Regions from separate parts of the Mus musculus genome. Here region 1 is linked to region 2. Evidence: chromatin loops called from intact Hi-C (ENCODE). Cell type or tissue: gastrocnemius. All regions are shown on one strand. Links, peaks and the distances in the headings refer to the core of each region. The heading gives the core; the rest is flanking DNA.

Region 1 (6,223 bases), core at 2,326-4,825, 100 kb before region 2:
TCGATTATATTTTTATAAACACACAAGTGTGACCATTGACATGAGGAGAACCACCAGCTCTACATCTGTATGGTTTATGTGTTCTTTGCCTGAAATACTCCTCACCTAATATTTAGACACAAGTATTTTTTCAAAGGAAAAGGAATGCATCCTAGAAAATTCCCTTGTGCTGAAATGAGGAATGGATTAAAGAGGGACCCACACTGGAACCACCGAAGGGGACGAGTTTGGATGAATGTGGCCAGAACTCATGAGTGAGACCTCAGCAAAGGGTGGAGCACCAGAGCTCACAGAGTTTGCTGATCTTCAAGCTTCTGCCTGTTTCAGATGGAGCCATGGACACTGCTTAAGTTGCTACGTGTGCTTTTGAATGAAGCCGACTTAGAAGAGTAGTCAAGTCCAAGTTTAAAGTAGCTAATGTCCCTCCAGTGTTTCTCCCTCAGAGATGATCCTAGAAGCACAAAAGCTTCACTGGCCATGTTCCTTCTACCTGACGGTATTCATTTATGGAGAGAGCTAACCTTAATGAAAATGTAGGAGAGGTGTTTTGCTAGGCGCTAGAGGCACAGAGGTTAACAAATACCAAGATCCATTAGGAAATGACAGTAGCATCAAGGCCTGGAAGGAAATGTAGGGGCCTTGATTCCACGTCCAAGGAATCTGCTATCTAGGTGGTGAAAGAAACCATCCACGATGGCTTCATGGGAGGGGACCTCTGCATTCTGGAGGATGACAAAAGAAGATAGCCTACAGGCGAGTGGGCATTTGCAGATTAGAACAAAGTTCCTACAACTCAGGTTCCCCACAACTAAAAAGAGTTCTGAGATTCTGGACCTGAAAAGGTAGCTACGACACAGAAATGCTGAAAGAGAAAGGAACAATATAAAATTAACTAGGTGGTATTCTCAAGCAGTATTTGAGGACCACAGAATTGTTCATTTTTCTGGAGTTCCATTAGAGTTTCAAGAAGGGGTGGCACATTATACTGGCACTGAAAATAGAGATGTAGGGGCCCACAGGAGAATGGACCAGTAAGGGCTGTGCAGAGCAACAACCATAATTGTTAAGGCTGTCATTGAATATTCGCATGCCTTTACCTTTCCGAATTAACTATGCGCAGTTCATTTTTTTCTGTCAAGCAACCATTTAATAAAGTTACTACACACAGAATGTGAAACTGGATAGCTCAGTGTTTTAATTCTCATATTTAAGACTCAACTTGTTAAAAACAAAACAAAACCCAACTAGGTAGGGCCTGTGATCTAATAGCAACTACTCTCAATCTTGAGAACACAAAGGGAGGGGTGTCAGATGTCCATGGTGGGGAATGGTATCTTAGTGACTATTAACTGTGATGAAACACTGACCAAAGCAACTTGGGGAGGAAAGGGTTTATTCGGCTTATATTTCCATATCACACTGTTCATCGTCAAAGGAACTCAAACAGGGTGGGAACCTGGAGGCAGGAGCTGATGCAGAGGTCAGGGAAAAAGTCTCCTTACCGCCATGGAACCCAGGACTGCCTGTTCAGGAAAGGCACCACCCATAATAGGCTGGGTCCTCCTCCACCAATCACTAATTCAGGAGATGTCCTATAGGCTAACCTATGGCCAGATTGGATGGGGGCATTTTCTTAATTGATTCCTCCTCCCTGGTGACTCTAGCTTGTGTCAAATTGGCATAAAATTTGCCAGTACAAACGGGTTCATTCTCAAAGCATAGGTCAGTCCCCTGTAATTCTGCCACACAAATATATGTAGTGGGGAAGGAGACTCTTATAATCTACACTCTTCTCATTTCAAGAAGCAAAAGGCTAGTGAGGCCTCATTTACTACGAGTTTATGGATGAGTATAATTTTCTTAGCATGTAATGACAAATTCTCACAAATACTATATCACCCACTAAGTGTTGAGTGCCGCAATAAATCAGATTGTTATAAAACCACTTAATTGAGGGGAGGGGCTTTAGGCTGAAACAGCTGAGCAAGTCCCTTGAGTTCCTAGTTAGCCAATCAGAACCAGTCAGCTAATCTCTAAGCAGGTGTCTTAGGGCTTCTTTGGCTGTGAATTAGCACCATGACTGCAAAACTTATAAAGGAAAACATTTCATTGGAGTTGGCTTACAGTTCCGAGGTTTAATCCTTATCATCATGGCAGCATCCAGGCAGCCGTGATGCTGGCGAGGGAGCTCAGAGTTCTAAGCAGCAGGGCAAAGACTGAGCCACTCTAGACCGAGCTTGAGCATGGGAGACCTCAAAGCCCATCCCCACAGTGACACACTTCCTCCAACAAGGCCACACCTGTTAATGTGTCACTTCCTATGGGACAAGCATGTAAACACATGACTCCATGAGGGCCATTCCCATTCAAACTACCACAGTAGGAAAGATCCACCGGACCAGAAACTAAAAGTAACAGCTATCCATTGCCAAACAGCTAATTCTTTCTCTCCCAAAACTTTAATTTCTGATCTTAATGATCTGAGTGCTACTAGTGACCCTTGCTCAAAGAAACGTTAATGCACCTAAATTTTTCTTTTTAAAAAATGTCCAGTTTCCACAGTAGGCAGTCTACAAAAATACTGTCACTATTTTTCTAAACAATGTATGCAAACACAAGCATTTAAATATCTATGTCTCAAAACCAAATATAAGTTTAAGACCCATCAACTGTTCCTTCTTTGTACAAATTTTTTGAGACTGGACCCCCTGACATCGCTGACCCCCAGGTCCAGCCACTGTCATCAACTTCGGTCACGCGATTTTACCAATGCTTCGTGGTAAGTCCGTAAGCTTTATACGCCATTCTGCTGGGTTAAAGAAAAATGGACTCAAATAGCTGTTTTTGCCGCTTTCCTGGGTGGGTGACTGTCCATAAACGAAAGAACTAATCCGTACCAAGTACAAAGGTTAGCAGAACATCCTGCTTTCGGATGTACTTTTGGAGGTGGACACTTTCCTACTAAATGTGCATTGCCTTGGAAACCGAGAACCGGTTCTCCTACCCTCCCCGCAGGTGGCTGAGCGGTTAGCGGGAGGAGCTGGCCTCGGGAATCTGATGAGGCAGGAGCATTACACAGTCTGCGGCCTGGGAAGTTGCCCAACCTCTGAAGGAAATCTAAAAAGAGGAAGACTCTGGTGGTTAAGGCTACTCAGTGAGCGCACAACTTCTACAGCCTTGAGTATCAGACCGACGGGCAAATGAGTGCTGACCTCGAAGTCGGGACGGTGGCGGATCGGTTGGCAGAGAGCAGCCTCGGAGCACGGGCAGTCCCCGGCCGAGAGCCGTGCCAACAGCGGCAGCAGCAGCAGAGTGAATTCCGGGAGGCCACACAGCGCCATGCCTGGGGTGGAGGCTGCGGGAATGACGCCTCTTGAAGGGCGGGCCCTGATGTCCTATGGGCAGGCGGGGCGGAGTCTCTGCTGAGGGGCGTGGCCTGATGCTAAACGGAGAGCGACCCAGCCTGCTGCTTGGTAGGTGGGCCCTAGAAGGCGGGGCTGATGCTGGACTTTGTGGAGAAGTGGGACTTGCAGCCAATTGACTGGGATCCCACCCCGGCTGCTGGGGGCACTACCTATGAGTAAATGTAAGATGTGACAGGGGTCTTCCTTACACTCCAGTGCTAGGAAGGGCTAGGTAAACAGTCTTGACCCGGGTAACTCGCAGGTAACTCTACCACTTTTATTCTCTCCATCACTCTACATCACTCTACACCATTTCATGATTGTGTGGTCTGAACGTTTTCTGCTCATTCATCTTACAATTGATTTTGAATCTCTTGCTTGGCGTTGCTCCCCGCACCCCACCCCTGCCAATATAGCTCAGCACAGTGCTTGGCTTGTAGTAAATAGTACGTTCACTGTAAAACTCCAAGAGCTCCTGTTTTCTTTTTTTAAACTTCAATCGGTTTGAGACCATTCTTTTCCAAGTCTCTACACAGGGTATTTTTTAAAATGTAAAATGGACGGGTGATATTATTGTCAATTTACCAGATGTTTGGTTAAGTGTGTATTGTGATTTTCCAGCATTAAATAAAGAGAATTTAAAGATAAACTCTGTGCGGTGATTTTGCTTGAGAGATATGACCTCAAGAAAAGCCTTTCCTTTGGCTATGAGAATAGGGAAGGGGGCTCTAACAGGGTCATCAGGTCCTGGGGGTGTGACCTGGATTGCTCTGCTCAGCGTGTACTGAATGCTGGAAGGAGAACGCACTTTGAAGATTTGGGCATTTTCTTTGGGGAATTCTTCTGTTTAAGTAGCAACAGGAATAAAAATTCTCTTTATGGCTATAAAGGAAATTGAATGTCATTAAACTCATAATGACAATTAAAACACCCATTATAGCATATGAGTTTAAATTTATTGTACACTCCCTAAACACCAATAAAAATTTAAATGATGTAAATTCTTTTCCCAGAACCAAAATGTTGTCAAAGCAAGGATCTCTCTGAGCTCTCTCAGAAGAGCGGAAAGCAAAGGATACTCGGGAACAAATTAATATATTTCTAATCCTGGCAGACTGGAAAGGCTGGAAACCAGGTTTGCTTTCTTGTCTTCGTTTCTCTTCCTGTGGCTGTGATTAAGAAGTAACTAAGATAGCTTTTTTTCCTGGCTCACAGTTCAAGGTACAGTCTACTATGGCAAAGAGGTCACGGCAACAGGGTCTTGAAGCAGCCGGTCACAGTCAGAAAACAGGATGCAGGCATGCATGCAGATGTTGAGCTGGCCTTCCTCTTCATAATGCAGTCTTGAAACGACCTCAGAAAATGGTGCAGCCAGAGTGGCAGACAGAGTCTCCCCACCACAATTAACTTGATTGTAGATAGGCATGCCCAACATCAGGCTGACGGTTAACACTATCAGGGTCCCTCCTTTAAAGGCTTGATGAACGTGGTGGTGAAGGACTTTTGCTCGGCTACTTTTCCTCTCAGGCTCTGATCTGGACTGAACCCTCACTGTCCAATCAGAGTAGGAGCCGTGTAAAGCAGGTGTGCTTTTCAGCCTTGTCTTACGGGCAGCGAAGCTGACCCACAGGCGGATGTTCCGAGGATCTGATGATGCTAAGTGTGAAGCAGGGGTTTGGCCTGACCTTGCCTTAATAGGTACTCTTGTTCTTCAGGGGTTTTCCACCTAAAACCTGGTATGTGCCTCAGTGGTAAGGCGTGGAGCTAAGATTTCACCCTGGACAATGTAGCTCCACGTCAGCAACCTTAACATGGATGCCAAGTCGTCTCCACTCTCCATCAGGGCGGGGAAGTCTTCAAGCTGCCCCAGAGCCCGTCCTTATCTGGCCTTTGAGCAAGTAATCTGTCGGCTCCTGTAAAACTGCACAGCATCCCCGGGCCACGGCGCCTCCACTCCACTCGGCAATCTCAATGGGTTGGGCAAGTCTACAGTCTATTTTCCTGACATAGAGGAAACTGTCAGCATTAGGTTGACAGTTTAAGACTCACACAAAGCCTGCAGCACAGGGCATCATCCCCTTCTGGAATCACATGGCCATTCTTACCTGGCATTTAAGAGTAGGTCCTCCGGCCTACCTCACACCCATCTTTCCCTTCCATAAGGAGTAGGTTTCAAAGCCAGGAATTGTAGCACATGTCCTCAGTACCAGCATTCAGGAAGCAGAGGCAAGCAGATTGCTGCTGAGGTCAAGGCCATCCTGGTCCACATAGTTCCAGGCCAGCCAGGGCTACATGGTGAGATCCTGTCTTACAAAAACCAAAAGCCAAAAGGAAATAGGTTTCAGCTGTTGCGTGGCTCTTTCAGAATGTTTACTAACCAACCCAGCATTGTAAAGACTAATAATTGCAGATAGTTTCTTAACCTTGGGCTGGAAATTATCTTCTCATTCCTGGCCTTTGATCTGGGGAACTTTCTGGAAACAGGTCTCTCTGTAAGAGTAAGGTACTCTTCACACATTTGAAAACAGACAGCTAACATTTCTGCCTCCTCTGATTTCTAAATCTTTCCTCTCTAGCTAAACAAATTAACTCACACCCCTAGATCCTGACTCATCATCCACTCTAAGGTCATTGTGACTCTAAGGACAGGGTGTGTGGCACTTACAGACATTCCAGCATGAGCAGGTCTATGCAGCATACTGCATAACTTACTTGCAGAAGTAGATGCGCCTTTGTGCCTGTCCTACCCATGTGGGATTATAATAAATCCACTATGAGTAAAAGCCTCTGTCTACGTTGGTTTGGTAGTTAATGTAAAA
Region 2 (6,223 bases), core at 1,993-4,492:
GTGTCAGAAGCAGAGTTTACAGACTCCTAATAGTGTGGCATAGCTGGAAGTACGTCAAAAAGCTCTGAGCTCTGGGAGGTTCTAGGTGGTTCTCTGGCACAAATACTTCATGACTTTCTTTGCCTTGTATGTTTGCCTCATGGGTCATATTCCTCAGAGTGTTGCCATCAAGCCCCCCTCCCCTCCCCGATTTTTTTGCTAGCTATGGGAAGATCTGTGCGTACTTAAACTGGAAGAATAATTGGGACCATTTTGATGTGATACCAGGCAATATTCCTATTTGAGAAATAAATTTATGCTTAGAACAAAACTACATTTCAAATAGTGTCAGTGATTTACACCTTCTTGGGCTTCAGAGAAAATCTGAGCTTAACAGAGATCTTCTCAATTCTAGGAACGTTCAGCATTGCCACAGATGTACCATGGTAAGGGAGCTTGTCTCCAGGGTGAGAGAAGGTTCACATAACAGGGCTGCCACTATCACCCTTCACGCTGAAGACGTACACACAGTGTGATCCAACAGCTTCCAGTCTAGTCTGCCCTGTTGTAAAAGGCTTCTCACGTCCACTGTATTGATGGCCTGACCCGCTCACTAATGGACTGTGATGTGTGGTTGGAGAAATCCTGCAGCAGGAGAGGGGAGGAGTGGCCGCAAGCTCAAGACTAACTGGAAGCTGAGACGGCTGCTGGGAAGGAAGGTTTGGGGAATGTGGTGGGATCTACATCCAAGATGTACTACTGATCCATGGAAGCCTGGGGCGCTCGGAGGAGGAGCTGGGCTGTCTGGATGACGAGATGGTGGAGATGTCCGTGCTTGTAGGGAGGGTGTGGAGCAAGAAAGCCCTGTGTTCTTTCTCTCTTTCAGTAACACGGTGTGATCAGGAACAGTGCCACCCTGCTCTCAGTGGAAGGATCTCTGCCATCCCTCGGGAGAAGCTCCCATTCCGGAGATGAAACTCCACAGTCAACTTCATGACACTCTGCATAGTCCTGACATTTCGACTGCATCTCAGTAAGTCCCTTGAGGCACATAAGTGGCCAGGCCCCTCCCCCGAAGACCATGACCCACCAGGTTCCACTTACAGACATTAACTGTCCTAATGGCCAGCCCCAGCTCCTGCCCTATACAGTAAAAGGCCCAAGCGTCAAACTAGAACTCTTGCCACTCCCCACCCTGGAAAGCCCTGCCCCTAAGCAATCCTGTACAACCCCTGTCTACTGCAGTCTGCTGCTTCTCTCCCAAGCAGAGGTTGCCTCCCTCCTGGGGTTCTCCCTCCCAACAACTCTCTTATGTGAGGGTTGTTGCCCCCTGCCACTTGGTGGTATTCTTGGTTCCCAACTCTAAGTGCCCTGGCTCCGAACAGAAAGGCTTCCCTATAGAAGTGTCCCAGCTCTCCTTCAGTTGCAGGCGAAGGATTCCCTTATCCAAGTTCTGCTCTGAGAGGTATCCTAGCAGTTCGGAGACACCATAAAGGAATACCATAAAGCATAAAGCCACGCTGTACAACAAACCTCACACAAGAGATTGTCGGGAGGGAAAAACCCAGGAGGGAGACTGCCTCTGCTTGGGAGAGAAACAGCAGGGAACTAGGCAGAGCACAGGATTTATATATAGGATTTGGGGTGGGGGTGGAGCTTTCCTGGGTGAAGGTTTCCAGAATGAGGATTGGTGAGATTTCAATTCCTGAGCTTGGGTGAGCTCAGGATTGGTGGGTTTTCCTGTCCAGGGACTGGTGGGTTTTAGTGTTTAATGATTGGTGGGTTTCTGTGGAAAGCCCAGGCAGGGATTGGTGGGATTTTGTTTCTTGGCCCTGGCCTTGGGATCGAATCAGGATCAAGTTTGTCCTTTGTCCTTTCATTCTTACACCAACATCCAGGACACCTTTTCATCCAACCTGCAGTACTTACACTCTCTCGACCCTGACGACACTAAATCCACACCTCATTTTATATACATAATACTTCCTAAAATTGGGATCAGTTGCAGTTCGTATCTGTTTCCATCACTGACAGTAAACATCATGAGGGCAATACGGTTTTACTCACTGTTGTACGCCCCTGTCTGTGACTGTGACTGTGACTCACACACAGCAGGTACTTCGTCAGTATTTGACATGTACAAGGAAGAATGATGAAGATCTGTCACCAGTGTTCTGTGCCACATAGTTGGCACTTTCACACTCCTTACCTTCTCTGCCTGTCACTTCAGCCAGCCATCCCTCCCTCCCTCCAATCCATCCATTCAACCATTCCCTCATTCCATCATCCCAACCCATCCCTCCCTCTATGCAAACAACCATCCATCCATCCGTCCATCCATCCATCCATCCATTTATCCATTCAATAATCCCTCCCTCCCTCCATCCATCTAAGCATCCATCCATCAAACTAGCCCTACCCCCACCCACCTGCCAGCCATCCCCCCTCCTTCTCCCATTCCCTTTTCACTTATCCAACACTCTCCTGTGTTGCTGTGCCAATCAATGTTATTAAGACGGGTGAGGCTACCCTGCCTCCGGATCTGAGAGACTGCTGGTGCAGCAGCCATGTAAGAGTAATGACAACAGAAATTGGAAATGCCACAAAGAAGGCTACTCCCCAAATCTCTGCTCTCATAACACCAAATGCTTTGCTTCCCTCGAACTTTTAAATTGTTTCACCCGCAGTGGCTGTGCTGCTAGACTCCATGGCCTAAATCTGTGTTGTGACAGCAGCCATATAAAAAGTATTAAATTGTTATAATACTAAGTAGGCTTTTCAAAATGTTTACACACACCAAAAGCCACAAATAATAAACAATTCACAAAGGAAATGGGGAACAGTTCTGTAGTGTGAAGCACAAACTGTGCAAATTGAATAGCCCCACCCCTCATCCCATGCTTCTCTCTAGCTAAAAATAAAGAGATCTGACCAGAGCCTAAGGTTTCTTTTTCTCCATGAGCCCTGACACGCACAGCCTTCTTTTCTGCCTGGTGCTCAATCCCTCCACCCCTTAGGCTCAGCCGCGGGTCTCAGCCTAATAATTCATAATGAAGATCTTCCCGCACCTTGTATAAACGCAGACTCCATCACTAATGGCACCCTTCCCTTTTCATCCACATCTAACCACAAGCTTAATGTTTCTATTTATTTACTTATCTCTCTTTCTAGACTGTGAACGTCACCGGCTGCTGTTCACTGTGACTCTGTCCCAAGAGGTTTTCACAGTCTCGGCACAGAATAGTCATAAATGCGGTTTAAAGACAGGACTGTTAGGGCGGCTCAAAGGAGGAGCAGGGAAGCCCTTTCTCTGAGGCGCCAGACGGAGGCGTAGGCAGCGGTGGAACCACAGCGACCCCACGCTGCGGTTCTGGGAAATTGTCATGTCCCAGAAAGCGCTCCTCACCAGACTTCTCAGGCCTTGGAGGGAGGGTTATTGGCATTCTAGCATGGCTCTTAACCCATTAAACTTGATTCTTTATTCTTTTCCTTAATTAAAAAATTTGAAATCTGCCCTCGAACATCTCCCCACAGAGAAAGACATTTGGAAACATGCTGTGGCTCAGACTGGCGTTGCTATGGTAACAACCCCGCAACCATTTTGAAATCTTACATTTTCAGATTTCTATGCTTTAAAAATTCCTGCTTACATCTGCAGTTGCTTTTTTTTTTTAAAGCTTTCCTTCCTTCGATTTATTGTATTTACGTTGTTTCACCTTTTAAGTTGTTAAATAACATTGTTCAAATTCCTCAGCTGGGACTGGTGAGGCAGATACACAGCCCTGGAGCCTTCGTGGTAGAAGAGGGCTGCCTCCCACAATTGTCTGGCTTTTACACCTCTGCAAATCAATAAGTGTAAGAAAAAAGTCAAAATTGCCCAGGGAGCCAGCAGGAGGCTGTGCTGCTCAGAGAGAGAGCACACATTCTGGAAGAGTGACTGCATTGTACCCAAGCGTTCCCGAGAAGCAGTTGGAAGTCAGTTAGGTTCTAATCCACTCAGGCCTGGAAACTGCTTTCGCCAAGTCCTGCATTCCTGGCATTGTCCACCCAGTGATCTGCTGCCACCATATTGCGTGCCAGTACTGTGACCCCCGACTGCCTGTTGCACACACTTGTGTCCCATCATTACTCACCCCAGAGGACAAGAAACTACGGGCAAAGGAATCAGAGCATTCGGCACTTAATTAGGACGAGTCTAGCACGAATCCCCTGAAGGCTGCCCATCCCCGCTGTTGGGAGGAACATTGTCAAAGACCACTCTGCTAATGACCAGGGGTCCTTCTGGGTCTGGGAAATCAACTGTTGATGTTGTGTGATGTAGGACACTGTAAGAGGTGGAAGTGTTATAGTGGAAATACTGGGGAAAAAAAAGCCACAGAAAGCTTTCTGATGATTTACAGAGATATGAGATCCAATGAAAAAAGAGTGGGAGGAAGCCAGATGTCTACATCTTCTCACATACAGTCAAGTGGGCTGCCTCAGCCTTCTGGAAGCTTCCTCCCGCAAGGCCCAAAGCCCTGATGTCTCTTTTACTAGTGGTATGATTTTTTTTTACTCCACCCACTTCAGATTTTATTTTTTAAAAATAACAAGTAAGTGACGGTTGTTTCATTAGAGCGCGTGTCTGGTAGAAAAGAAACCCCATCTCAGAATGTACACTGTGAAAGCAGCTCTCTCGTTTTACACTCACCTGTCAGGAGCTTGCCTTGGAGCAGTTTGGTGAATAATTACGTATGTGTGCACACAAACATGCATAGTGAGGTGCACTTCAGCCACATATGATTAGGTGTGTATGATTCAACCTAAGGATCGCTTCAGAGTGCAGTTTATACTGTTACCTTGAATTGGAGTTTGAGTCTTAGGTCCACAGAGATGTGCTGTTTCTGGAATCTGACTCACATCTGCCCTCTACTGGATCCTGGCCTCCCTACACTCCCCTCCCATTTGTTGGTCCATGTGGGGCGTCTACATCAGAGTTTGCACTTTGCCTCAGCCTTTCTGTTGCCTTGCCCTCCAGCCCCACCTTTAAAGGAATTGAATGATGGACATAAGGGATGGAGGCGAATCCTAGTTTTTTATTCTGTGGTGGACTTCGTGGGCTTCTCATTTTTGGTAGTGGATAGAATACATAAAAGCGTATCCCACGGAGAAAATGTAAAATCCAGGGTGAAGTGCCCCAGCTTCAGAATGGCTGTTCTAACCACATAGACATTCATTGAGATACATTGACTTCAGTTCTGGTTGACTTTGGTGTATCATGTTTATTTTATTGACAAGTTATTTTTGTAATGAAGGTAAATAATCAAGGAGATTTAAAGCAAAGCTGTGGCACTGAGCATATTCCTCAGAACCAGTTTATTTAAGGAAGGAGCAGCCCCTCAGTTATTATGGAGTCTCAAATGTCCCCTACCCGCTCACATGCTTGAACTCAGCTACTGTAGCTATTTCCAGAACCTTTGACACTATGGAATTTGTAGGAAGTTGGTCAATAGGGGTGGACCTGAAAGGTGATAACCACTCTGGTTTTCATTAGACTCTCCACTTCCACCCAGCTCTGTGCTATGGCCAGCCACAGGGCACTTCACCCTCTGTCAGGGACCAAGCTACTACAGTCACTATGCTTTATCCACTGTGATGGACTGAGAATCCCCAAAACTGTGAGCCAGCACCAACCCTTCCTCCCTGAGGCTGCTTCTGACAGATACTTGCTCACAACAACAGAAGTAATGAATGTACCTCGCCTTGTCCTACTGTTACTATGTATCCCACTTTGTAACTACAATGTTACAGTCTTCCATTGTGTGCCATTGTCTCTGGACACATTGTATCACCTCTCTCTGGCTTGCACCTCTGTGGGCCATGTGCTCACCTGAGCTTTTTCCACCAATCTAGTTGCCACTTTGCTGTTTTATCACCCAGGCTTGGCTCTTTTAGTACTAGGATTTCCCAGATAGACACAGTCAAACACACACAGTGTATGTCTTGTGTTTTTTTTTTTTTTTTAACTCAAGATAGCTCTTTGCCTTAAGAATCAAATGAGAAAGCAGTGTTTCATTGCAAAGAGGGTGCAAATGGCTTCATGATGAAGTTACATTGTTCTTTGTTTCCAAGTGGAATTTTAAGGTCCAATGACTTGTAGATCTTCTTCCCTCTTCCCCTATCCAGCATTTCCTTCACATTCTTCATTTTTACCTACAAGTCCCTTCATAATGAGAGAGGTCTTTATTTGGGGTGTAGCCCTCTG

What was found. A loop is a pair of places that touch in the nucleus more often than their neighbours do. Peaks named below come from ENCODE experiments on the same cell type or tissue, not always from the same donor. Only the 100,000 strongest peaks of a DNase experiment are listed, where the experiment ranks them.
Region 1: it touches region 2 in a loop (2.3-fold over the local background); 2 of 42 quality-filtered maps call a loop at or near these places.

What each region holds. Positions count from the first base shown.
Region 1 is chr3:146,447,620-146,453,842 of GRCm38, reverse strand. It overlaps Ctbs (chitobiase), which reads right to left and starts at 3,376. Exons shown (of 7, transcript NM_001293672.1): 1 at 3,213-3,376. The coding sequence starts at 3,341. In gastrocnemius, for the core only: CTCF peaks have their summits at 3,152 and 3,352; a DNase peak (open chromatin) is centred at 3,389; H3K4me3 peaks cover 1,288 bases; H3K27ac peaks cover 1,109 bases.
Region 2 is chr3:146,342,488-146,348,710 of GRCm38, reverse strand. Gm40167 (a long non-coding RNA gene) reads right to left here and starts at 2,277. Exons shown (of 2, transcript XR_867699.1): 1 at 1-2,277. In gastrocnemius, for the core only: a CTCF peak has its summit at 3,343; DNase peaks (open chromatin) are centred at 3,318 and 4,047; H3K4me3 peaks cover 318 bases.